Regions from separate parts of the Homo sapiens genome. Here regions 2 and 3 are each linked to region 1. Evidence: chromatin contacts called from ENCODE Hi-C or POLR2A ChIA-PET data. All regions are on one chromosome and are shown on one strand. The core of a region is the stretch at or near the end of the contact, and the rest is flanking DNA. Distances in the headings are between cores, read along the strand shown. Region 1 overlaps IKZF2 (IKAROS family zinc finger 2). Region 2 overlaps LOC102725082 (a long non-coding RNA gene). Region 3 has its middle 14 kb from the start of MIR4776-1.

What was found. A loop is a pair of places that touch in the nucleus more often than their neighbours do. ChIA-PET counts read pairs that join two places held with the same protein, here RNA polymerase II (POLR2A). Pooled maps may share reads with other maps.
Region 2: a pooled map shows a loop between it and region 1 (12-fold over the local background). The contact joins two enhancer-like sites. A Hi-C loop is called at or near these places in 1 of 168 maps with a recorded cell type or tissue (natural killer cell) and 7 of 50 pooled maps. POLR2A ChIA-PET finds 5 or more read pairs at or near these places in 1 of 52 experiments (activated naive CD8-positive, alpha-beta T cell).
Region 3: a map of PC-3 shows a loop between it and region 1 (6-fold over the local background). The contact joins two enhancer-like sites. A Hi-C loop is called at or near these places in 1 of 168 maps with a recorded cell type or tissue (PC-3) and 8 of 50 pooled maps. POLR2A ChIA-PET finds 5 or more read pairs at or near these places in 3 of 52 experiments (A673, Caco-2 and PC-9).

The regions. Positions count from the first base shown.
Region 1 is chr2:213,117,836-213,121,417 of GRCh38, reverse strand. All of the region lies in intron 4 of IKZF2 (IKAROS family zinc finger 2), which reads left to right. Among named protein-coding and RNA genes, the nearest start is that of IKZF2, 32 kb to the left of the region's middle. Within about 2 kb of position 2,302, at least 6 of the 41 ENCODE cell types and tissues checked have a DNase peak (open chromatin) inside an H3K27ac peak, as active enhancers do; they include PC-3, where a contact is called at or near this core.
Region 2 is chr2:212,954,868-212,958,513 of GRCh38, reverse strand. The region is part of intron 2 of LOC102725082 (a long non-coding RNA gene); the gene reads left to right. Among named protein-coding and RNA genes, the nearest start is that of MIR4776-2, 30 kb to the right of the region's middle. Within about 2 kb of position 1,718, at least 3 of the 41 ENCODE cell types and tissues checked have a DNase peak (open chromatin) inside an H3K27ac peak, as active enhancers do.
Region 3 is chr2:212,910,010-212,913,874 of GRCh38, reverse strand. No RefSeq gene overlaps it. Among named protein-coding and RNA genes, the nearest start is that of MIR4776-1, 14 kb to the left of the region's middle. Within about 2 kb of position 1,299, at least 7 of the 41 ENCODE cell types and tissues checked have a DNase peak (open chromatin) inside an H3K27ac peak, as active enhancers do; they include PC-3, where a contact is called at or near this core.

The sequences.
Region 1 (3,582 bases), core at 1,053-3,552:
TTGCCTAAGATAGGAAGCCATATCTCCATGAGCTGGAGCCAAAAGGAAAGAAGAGCTCAACATTTTAAATGCGCTTGTACAAATACTTACCTGGTTGACCTTATATTTCTCCAACAGTCTGAAGAAATAGATCAGAAATAGGATCAGGGAGCATAATAGAATCAGTAGAAATATTATATAATAGAAACGGAATCAGAAAGCATAAAACTAGTTTCTAGAAAAGATCCTATAGGATAACTATTATGCATCTTGATCAGTCAGCAAGTATCTATTTAGTACTTTATGAAAAATATTGTGTATAGGACAGAGAAGAAGAATGCATTTTTTCCTTTAAAGAGAATCAGATTTCACAGTTACATCATACATAAATAAAAAAATTAAATAGCAGTTTAATATTTTAGATGGGAGTTTGAGACATTAGGCAAACATAGTAAAATTATTTTCATATAATTAAAGTACAGCAGCTTGGGCAACATGGCAAAACCCTGTCTCTACAAAAAATACAAAAAATTAGCTGGGCGTTGTGGCACGTACCCGTAGTCCCAGCTACTTGAGGGGCTGAGGTGAGAGGATCCCTTGAACCCAGGAGGTTGAGGCTGCAGTGAGCCAAGATCTTGCAACTGCACTCCAGCCTGGGTTACTACGAGACTGTCTCAAAAATAAATAAATATATAAAGTGCAGGATAAAGTGATTTCTTAGGACTAATTGTAGGTCATCTGCCTTCCAGTTAGAGTTATAGAATTAATCATTGCCTTTCTGTAGTTTTGTCACCTACTTCTATTACAAAAATTTGTTTGCCATTCTTTTTTCTGAATGACTCCCCTTACCTGAGGAATGCAGTCTAATAAGCTCTTTAGCATTTTATACTACAGCCTTTACTAAACAGCCCAATCTATCTTTTTGTCTTCATCTCCTGAAATTCCTTTTCACATATACTGTGCTTCAGCCACAGATACTTGCCATGTCTTGAATATAACATATTCTTTCAAATTGCCTTTTCTTTGCATGAATCCTTCTCCTTTCCTTGGATTTCTGTACTTTTTCTCAACCAGGAAAACTCTCAATCCTTTTCAAAGGTCCAGTGTAACTGCTTATTTGAATTTTTAGTTATTCCCCATATTTCTATAGCACTGAGTATGTACATGTATCTATTATAGTATTCACCACATTGTATTGCTATTGTTTTATGTCTTTGTCTCCCATATTAGATTTTGAGCTCCTCTGGGGCAGACTATGTCTTGTTCATCTGTGTACTTATAATTTTGCCACTGTACCTGGCAGAGAATAGGTGTACCACTTCCCATTGTTTTATGAACAAATGACTAAAAGGAGAGTGAATGAACTTTCATGAAGTGGATGGGAGTAGGAACTGGCCTTGAAGAAAGAGAGATGGAGTTGGCTGCTTTACCTGGGGAATGAAAAGAGGGAGAGACCTGGGCTCACATAACATGTAGTCTGCCTTCAACAGCAAATTCTTTTCTCCAAACAAACAGATACTATCTCACTAAAGTCGAATAAGTGAGACTGCTTCTTTCTTTGCCAGGTACTTACTGACTACTAACTAATTATTTTTCTTCTCCTTCAAGATTGCTAGTAAAGGCCAATTTTAATCTGATATCACATGCCCTTATGCACACAGGATGTGGTAGGGATCCATATATGATGGTGACCTCTGAACCCGAGTCTGTAGAGAAAGCCTTGCATTCAGTACCCAAGTCCATTCATCTTGGCTTCAGGCATATTCTTATAACTCAGAGCTGACTAAGATGGATATGTCTGTAGCTGTGCCTCATCATAGGGTAGAGTATTAATACACAAAATTACTAGGGACTTCCTTATGTGTGTCATCTGTAACAGAATAACAACAGAACAGTGGTACATCCTTTCTTTTTTTTCCTCCTTCTCATGTTTCTTGTCTCCCACACTTTCATCTCTTGTTTATGCTGGCTCGCAGCATTAGATTTTTTATGAAACTTCCTCTGACTAAAGTTAGGGAAATTTGTTTCATCTCAGTCATTTGCTCTTTGTCGAGCTGACCTATTTCATTAAAAAAAATGAGGTTGTGGTAGGATGAGTACTTAGAATGCAGGAAGGGGGCATGCCACCAGTGCCCTAGCAAAGGTTATACAGATAGGGCTGGCTTTAGAGAATTACCTATGAATTGTTTTGGGGCCCCTTTTACTATTCTTTTTTTCTTTCTTAGCACTTCCATTTGCAAACCCACTTCCCTTGTGGTACTTGCTTGTTGCTTCACTGTCCTGCTCAGTCCTGCCTGCCTTTCAGGGTTGCGTGATTCTGATACGTGTCTTCACAATCTTTCTTTATTCAAACCAAAACCTGTCTGTGGACACTAGGAACCCTTTCCCCAGCTTTCCATCCTGTCATAGAACAATTCAAGTAAATGAATTCAAGCTAAGGTTTTTGAGACTGACATAGTTTAATAGATTACTGTTGTTTTATAGTGGCATAAATGCTTTAATAGAGATGTCTCTAGAAATTGGTTCCCAAGCCATAGTAGTAAATTTCTGATAATGGAGATTTCAGGTACCAGATTATGCTGGAGGGTATGGAGAAGAAGTTTGGGAGAGTGATTATTTTTCTTTTGTTTTCTGTCAAATTAATACCATTAAAGTAACTGTCTTTGCAGCCCAAAGGTAGTACCAGACCTGAGTAGAGACTCTTTTTTCACAAGCACAAAATATTAGCACTGATGACTGACTTTGTAGTTACAAAAGTGTTAGAGAATATTAGAATCTGAAAGTGACTCTTTGGCCATTCGTTGACCCTGTTCCAAAAATTTTTCTGGGAAAAAAAGTTTTAGGTGGCATCTGTAAAGCTAAACAAGAACTTTGATTAATATTCTTTCAACTGCCTTTTCAGTTTGTTAGAGTTAGTGTTTTTTACTTTTGTTTTGTTTTAATATAAGGAACTTCTAGTTATAGTTTTACAAATATAGAACACATTTACAAATGTCTTTAAATACCACATAACATATACTCGATAGTCTTAGAACAGAGCCCTCCACCTAGCTAGTCTCTTCTGGATAAGCAGTTCTCAGTCATGTGTAGTGTTGAAAAGGTGTGCTCATTTAATTATTTCCACAGTTGTCAAACCTCTGCCATGGAAAAGAATTTCAACCATTTTGATAAAGCCCCTATAAAACCACAGCTTCTAAATATCCTTAAAAATGGAAAGCCACAGGTATACAAAATATATTTTGCAAAAATATACCAAGTGTTTCTATTGTGGTGTCCAATTCACTTATTCTAGAATAGAAGGAAAGCCTGGTGTGTTGGAAGACAGAGTAAAAAGTCATTAATGTAACAGAGATTGTCTTTTAAGTCCATTTATAAGCCGTCTCTCTTTTTTTAATGAGAATGCCTTTTTGTTCTGTATCCTGATTATGGTAGTGGTTATAAGAATCTATGCATGTTGTAGAACTGAATGCTAAAAGGAAAAAAATGCTCATGTTTTTTGTATGACAACTTTAAAAATAAAATGAAGGGGTTAAAGAATGTCCTTTTCACTTGAAACACTGCTAAAAATGGTGGTTAAATTCCATTGAAAGAAACAACAATAAA
Region 2 (3,646 bases), core at 469-2,968, 160 kb after region 1:
CACTTTTCTTATCCCTGACTCTTTATAGTCCAAATGACACTTCTAGTGACAGTCAGATTGTATAACTTAAGGGGCAAGGCAGTACAGTTTCCAATTATCATCAAAGAATTTCCCCAGCATTACCATGCTGAGACTTCAGGCTGTTGATACGGATTAGATCAAAAATAGAACATGGTATAATAAGAACCTTTGCTTCCTGGCATGGGCTAGAATCAGAATAGCTAATGGTACAACACTTTCAAGCTCTCCTTTCTTTAAAAGTAGGTTTAGTCCTTGTGAAAGCTGCTGAGTTGACAGCTCAGGATACTATGGATAGAAAAATGATAAGCTTTCCCTCCCTGCTTTTCCCAATATACCTTCGGCCTGCCCTGGAGGGAATGTCTCAAGAAGAGAAAGGTTAGTTCTTTTTCCAGGTACTTTTAATCTTTGAATTTGGGAGTAGGAGGATTATCCAAGCTGATTATAAAGAATGTTTCAAGATGGGGCTATGTTTCTCCTAAGAACAAAGCTAAAATTGACAGATCATTTCATTCAGGCAACTACAAAACCACCCAGCTAGAATCAGTTTTGAAATCATGTGTGTCTTCTCATAAGGGACCTCCAGAGCTCTCCAAGTGAGTTTTGCAATGGCTTGTGTGTGGTTGAAGTTTTAAGAACTCAACCTTTTGAGGAAGATAGGGTACAGCATTTGCTTCATAGCTAGTGCTAATGAAGAACCAGTCATTGCTAATGCTGACCCACCTGCATTTCTTCATAGCCACCAAGCTCAGAGCAATGGAGCTGACTAGGAGGAACTAAAGACTTCAGTGATAGGTTGGGGTTGGCAGGGTAGACAAAGTCTCCCAAAACTTGGTGGAATAGAGCTGAGAATTCCACCCCTTCCTTACACAAGCCTTATTCATAAACTTTGGGGTGGGGATCCATTGATGCATTTCAGGGGAGTTATGAAATTCCTGAAATTCTATATAAATTTCATTGTAAGCTAATGAACTATTTTTTTTCTCTCCTGAGGGTGTGCCTTCCTAGCTTTTATCTAATTTTCAAGGAGCTCTATGACGTCCCACTTTTTAAGAGCCACTGCTTTAGATAGTCAAGTCTCTTTCCTCCAGTCCTGGGACCAATTGTCACCCGACCCACTCAGAAGACACTTAGAGAAAAAAAGGCGTTAGATTACTGATAACACTTAAGTTGATTTCTCATTTCCAAAAACTTGACTCCCTCTCATTCAGGCTGTTTTCTTATTTGCTAAATATATTTTTATCTTTGACTTTGAACTTTTTGAAATGACATGTGTATAATGTATTTGATGTCTAGAATAACATCTTATAAAGCAAACTCTTTGACTACATGCATAATCGTGGCTTGTTCATCTGCCAGCACCACCCACCATAAGGAAAGGAAGGGTTCCCTTAATAAGTACTACCTTTTTAAGAAAGTGAAACTAAGAAAAATTTCACCCAACTTATAAAGGATAAAAATCCATTTTTAAATATAGCAATTCTCCTCTCAGAAATAATCTTGAGTGCCAATAAAAACATAACCACATTGCTTGCTCTTATTTAAAAAAAAAAATAGAAAAGAAGCTAAAGAGAACAGCTCCTCCTTTTCCACCGAATATTGTTCTGGGGAGTTCATAAGGTCAGGAACTTGACACTGGTTTCGGGTGGAAGCCAGTCAAGCAGGATTTCTTTGCCCTCTGGACAAATGGTTGGCCTACTTCAGGAATTTTGAGTAATTATTGCTGCTCTCTTCAGCCAGGAGAAATGTACTTTTCACAAAGAGAAGAGCTTGTGGCATTAACTTAATCCCACTGCCTGAGTGCACAAAATCAGTTTTGCTCTGCAGAATTATAGTTCCTAATTTATGAATATGAGAATTATTTCATCTCACCCCTTGGGTCTTTGTGAAAATGAAGCACTCATGGTGTTGCCTAGAGCATGATGTGATGCCCAGCATCATGTACTTCCTGGAGGATATCACTTCATAAATGCAAGGTACTAAGAGGAGCAGATTGCTGTTCCTGGTATGTCCAATGCTGTTTTTCACTAAGAAGTATAGAGGCAGCAGTTTTGTGCCTTCAACCATGCCAGTCAAGAATTTTGAATTTTCACTCTTTCCCATTAGAATTACTCCTAATCATTCCCATAAAGACACATTTGCAGTAGCTGAACTCTGGAGCATCACAGTCAGACATTTGCAATGAGATTATTATGGTATTGTTTTGAAACAAGTAGTTGTATAAACTAAGTGTTTCTATGATCAAGTTCTTGAACAAAATTATCATCTAAATTAATTTGAAGAGGACACGGTTTTGGCAACCACTGGCCACAATTGCCGGTAGCCCTATTTTCATCAGAAAAGCAAAGGTCTCTTCATATTTAACTCCCTCTTAATATCCCTTGGTGGTTTCTATTGTTTTGGAATCATTCTCTACCATACATAACAAGTCCTATGAACCATATGGGATTACCTGTCCAAATTCCCAGGGAACAGGGTAGCTGTGAGTATTTTTGTATGCCCCTATAGCATTGCCATAATGCCACCTCAGATTACTAGAGTAATCCTCACCAAAAACCCTCCAGGCAACTAACATGTCAGGAATTATTCTACTTATAATAGGAGGCCCATTAACACTGAAAAATAATATATTATTTTTTCACATGCACACAAATATATTGATTCAAATGTGTGTACATTTTGATCTAGTATTAACAATCTTGCCTATGTTTTTTTGGTAATCTGAGAGTTTTTGTATTTTTTTTAATTTGAGAGAGGGAGTATTGTGTATTTTTTTTTTTTGAATTACAATCAATCCATAGCATTTAGTTGGTCTTTCAGCCCAAGTGAAACAAACACAACACCAATTCCTAACTTTTACGCAGCCTATGCAAATGACCTTCTATCCAATTAAGCAGGCAGCAAGCCTAGTATTTTAAGTAGAGGTAGTTTCTCAATACTTTTTGACCCATGTTTGTGGATTGCTTTAATGTCATTTCACTACTAAAAAAGAGTTTCTAGATTAAAAAATAGTTTATAGTTTAATTCTGTGATATTACACAATTTGGCTTGGTGTCTAGTCACTCAAGCTTTTCACTTGTATTTTTAAATTACCATTTTAGGGACACAGTAAGAAAAAACAGCTTTAATGGCATTTAGTTATTTTGAGCTCATTAGATATAATTAAAAGTCTACAAGGAAGCTTTTCAAGTCAGTACCCAATTATGGGATTTAGCTAAACTTTTGAAATATGACAGTTAAGTTTGTGGGCATGCTGTACGTCAGAATTTTGCTTCTTATACCCTATTTGGGCCATGTGAATTCAGACAGGCCCAAACTGAGGAATCCCAATTTATGAACCTTCACTTTGTTTGCTCAAACTTGAGTGTCCAGATTTTTTAAACAGCTTATCATAGAAGAAGATTTAACAATGAGATCTGTTCTCTTAACAAATTTTAAAGTGTTCAATACAGTATTGTTAACTACGGGCACAATGTTGTACAGCAGATCTCTAGAGCTTCATCTTTCATAACAAACCTTATACCAACTAAACTTTCCATTTCTCCCTCTCCCCAGCCCCTGGCAATCACCATTCTACTCTCTTCTTCAATGGTTTTGACTATTTTCAATACCTCATATAAGTAGAATT
Region 3 (3,865 bases), core at 50-2,549, 210 kb after region 1:
AAGAAAAAGATCCAACTATCACTTAACAGAGGAGGGCAGTCACTGAGCGCTGAAAGCAGTGGCAATAAATCGCAGCTCCATACAAAGTTAGAAAGTGTCCTTTTGTGTTTAAATGGACACATGGTGTTTGAGAAAAGTCACATTATTTTTTCCTCTCAAAGTGTTTACATTTAGAAAAACATGCTTTGTTTTCTCAATGCAAAATCTCAGTTGTTTTCCAACTAGCCCTGTTCCTCCTCACCCCTTCTCAATTTGGAGTCCTGTTTTTCTCCAGTCCTGCGTGTCAGCTCCATTGCCCTTTTTTTGGGTGTGGATCTTATAACGATTCTGGTAGAAGGAGAACTTTAGCAAAAACAGAGTCATGTAGTTTGATACTGCCTGCTTGTTAAATCTTTGCTGTAATAACATTCTGTTCCTACCTGGTTAAGGTATATTGGAATTTGTCACATGAAAGCACAGCTCCATATCAGCAATAGATGACATTAGAAGAAAGCCATTTGAAGTGACACAGAGACTTTAGTTTAATAGCTGTAATTATTGCCACTGATGAGAATAATGGGGAAAGATATTCATATGTCAAGCAACAGATATTGAAAGAGCCTGAGTCAATCATCTTACATAACTATCCTTAAAAAAAATGTATAAGGATGGGAAGAAGATAATAAGCAAAGCATAAGAAAGGAAACGGAGATGTTTTCCCTTAATTATGGTATCCAGAATATGAGGGAAACAGAACAGTTGTATCTTGTGGCAGGAAGACCGCAAATGAAAGGAGCTCTTTCGTCTTTTTAGTCATATATTCCAGGATCAAAATTCAGGGAGAAAGTGTATTCCCACTGTATGGATCTTTTTCCTTCTGTTGACTCTTGTCTTCCCTGACAACCAGGCAGAAAGCACTCTGGCACGGGCGGGTGATACATCCTGCATAATGCAGCCTATCAGTCATGTAGAACACACCCCACGGCGATCACAATTCTGATTCAAGGCGGGATAAAAAGAGTTCAGTGCACAATGTGGTGTTTAGGGAGGTGATCTGGAAGCATTAACCATACAACTTTGGCAGAAACTGCTTTGTGAATGTGTCAGTGATATCTCAAGTACATGAAAAACCAGCTTTACTGTCCCTTGATACAAGATTAATTTTTTTTTATTTCCAGAGCATTTACCATTGTATGGTAGACAAATATTATCCCTGTTTTTCAGCTGCAGAAACTGGAATGCTAAAAGGTTAAGCAACATTTACAAAGTTACACAGTGAGTCATTTCTTGAATCAGGAAATAAACTGGAGGCCATGATTCCCTTTTCCCTGATTTTGCTGGCCCCACGTGTCATTTAACACTATTTACAGAAGTGTTTTTCTTTATTGTCTTGCAGTGAGCTCTGAGAAGATTTTCTAAGACCTAAAAATCATGAAATGTGACATGTTTTAGGGAGCAGTAAAATTCAGTCAATAACATTAATTCGTCCAACCAGTTTTATTAGCACTGAGTGTGTATAGGAGCCAAAACTTTCCAGTCTTAGTTTTAAATCTACCCATGATTTAAAAATATACACATGACATCTCTTTGCCTTCAGTAAAACAGGGGCAATTATTCCTACTATAGATTTCATAAGAAAATTATGTGATTATATTACATGATATGCTTTGGGTTGAATAAGTGGAATTACTGAATACAATTTTTAAAAATGAGCACATCACTCTTCCTTTACTAGTAAAACTTTGGTAAGTTTCTTATAAAAAAGTTTAAAAAATATTATCTAATTTTAGCATGTGTGTTTGTAGTTGTCAAAATATAAAACAGCCCCTTCTGGAGGTATTTTGTTACGACATAGTTAATATATTGTCATAGTCAGCCCTTGTGCCAACCACTTTGGTATTCTTCCTATGGGGGATTAAGCCTGACCAAATAACCAAACTCTATTTCTCCAAATATCCTGGGTGTTGCTCATTAGTTTTTCTACCCTTGATACTATATTTACATCCCATCTCTAGCTATACACCTTTTAAAACTAGGGCTAAAACGTAGTCAGAAATCCCAAATTGAGTTCCTTAGTACAACTGAACTGTGCTTTTTATAGGTTGCTGCTTTTAAAACGACTTTATTAAATGATAAAAACAGCAAGGATGCAAATATAGGAAAGACAGAAAGAATAACAGAAGTCTGGTTTACACACTGCAGATTTCTGATTCAACTACTCCTGAGTAGAACTCTGCCCTGATAAAATCTGCCTTTCTTACTCCAAATGCCGTTTTGAAGAGTATAGTGCAGGCCTTGCATGCCTATTCTATTTCCCTGGACTTTTTACATTCTAGTTTCTAGCCTTGTTCCACATGGGAGATGCCATCAAATGAACCACCCCAGAGGGGCTTCCTCCACAATGTCCTGACACTTTGTCTCCCTTAATAGTTAGTGAAGGCCTCTGGGAGATTTCTGCCTGCCTTGGTTGTGCTAAAGAGAAACAAGGGGGAGTAACGGTCTTTAAATCAGTTAAGGAGAACAGCCAGACTGGAGGACCCCTCACAATGCTAGCACTGGTAGTAAAAGTGTGACAGCCCCACAGAAAGATAAAATTGGGGGAAATGCCAAAGCAGCTGGATTTCGCACCTATCTTACCACAAAGCTTTTTCTTTCATGACTACATTTTGAGTTTCTAGATTTGGTTTTAGTAAAGAAAAAGGTTGCCTTGGTAAGTTGGTTTCAGTATCTTCATTTTACAGATTAAGAGAGACAGAAAAGCTCAGAAAGGTAAACAACTCATTCTCGGTTATATGAGCCTGAATTGGTAAAGCTGGAATTTGGATGCATTTACCTTTAAAGGGCATCCTCTTCTTTCTGTGGCATGAAGTTGTGCTGTCATCCGATAAGTCATGAGCCCCTCTTGGAGCACTGCAGAGTAGTCATATGTGGGCAGGTGGGCGCAGCCACCAACTAACTTCCCAGGACTTCTGAGAAAGCCCCTTTCCTTTGAGATTTATGTTAAGAAATATTGTTAGTGGCACCCTATCAATAGTAAGAAATAATTATTAATACTAACTAAAAAGTCTCTCTAACTAGGAGAAAGATTTTTTAAAAAAGGAATTAAAAATCATCATAAGAAAAGGATATGGTGAGCATAATATATATGGTAATAATATAGTATTTCATTTTTAAAGAAACCCTACATATTAATGTCTTCTAAACTTTCCATCTGATCCTTTCTGAAGATGATGAAAATATCAAATATGAAATATACAATCAATTCTCATAATTTGCAATTGTTACATCCTATAAAATTGCTGCAAATACTAAACCATTCCCCCTAAGGGAAATACAGGGTCAGGTTCTTCTGTGCCTTGTCACAATTTCATTAACTGATGAATACATAACCTTCTTTTATGTGTGTTTCCATTTAAAGACACATTTAGTATTATTGTTGATTCATTAACATTGAACTTAGAGCTGACAGCACTGTAATTTATGGGTGATTGAAGCTTATCTAATACATATATTTTCTCCCTAAGGCACATCACAGCCTTAGGAACTCTAGACAGCACTTCAGCACCGTGCTTGGGGTTCATTTTAAACTGTGAAACACAACAAAAAGCACAAAAATGCAGAAACAGGTGACAATAAATAGACTGAAAAAAGGCCACTTGTTTACAATATGAGAGCTGAACCAGGAAGGCAGAGCATGGTTTTGTTCTACCTCAGCTGGGACGTGATTAAATTTGTCCCTGCTCTATGCATGTTCGTGAAAGAACACAAAACACTGCTAGTATTGATTCTGGGGTTACAAATAGATTTTTGTGAGTAGGTGAATTCACAAACACAGAACCTGCAAATAATGAGAATCAATTATAAATGCAATAAACAAGTTGAAATG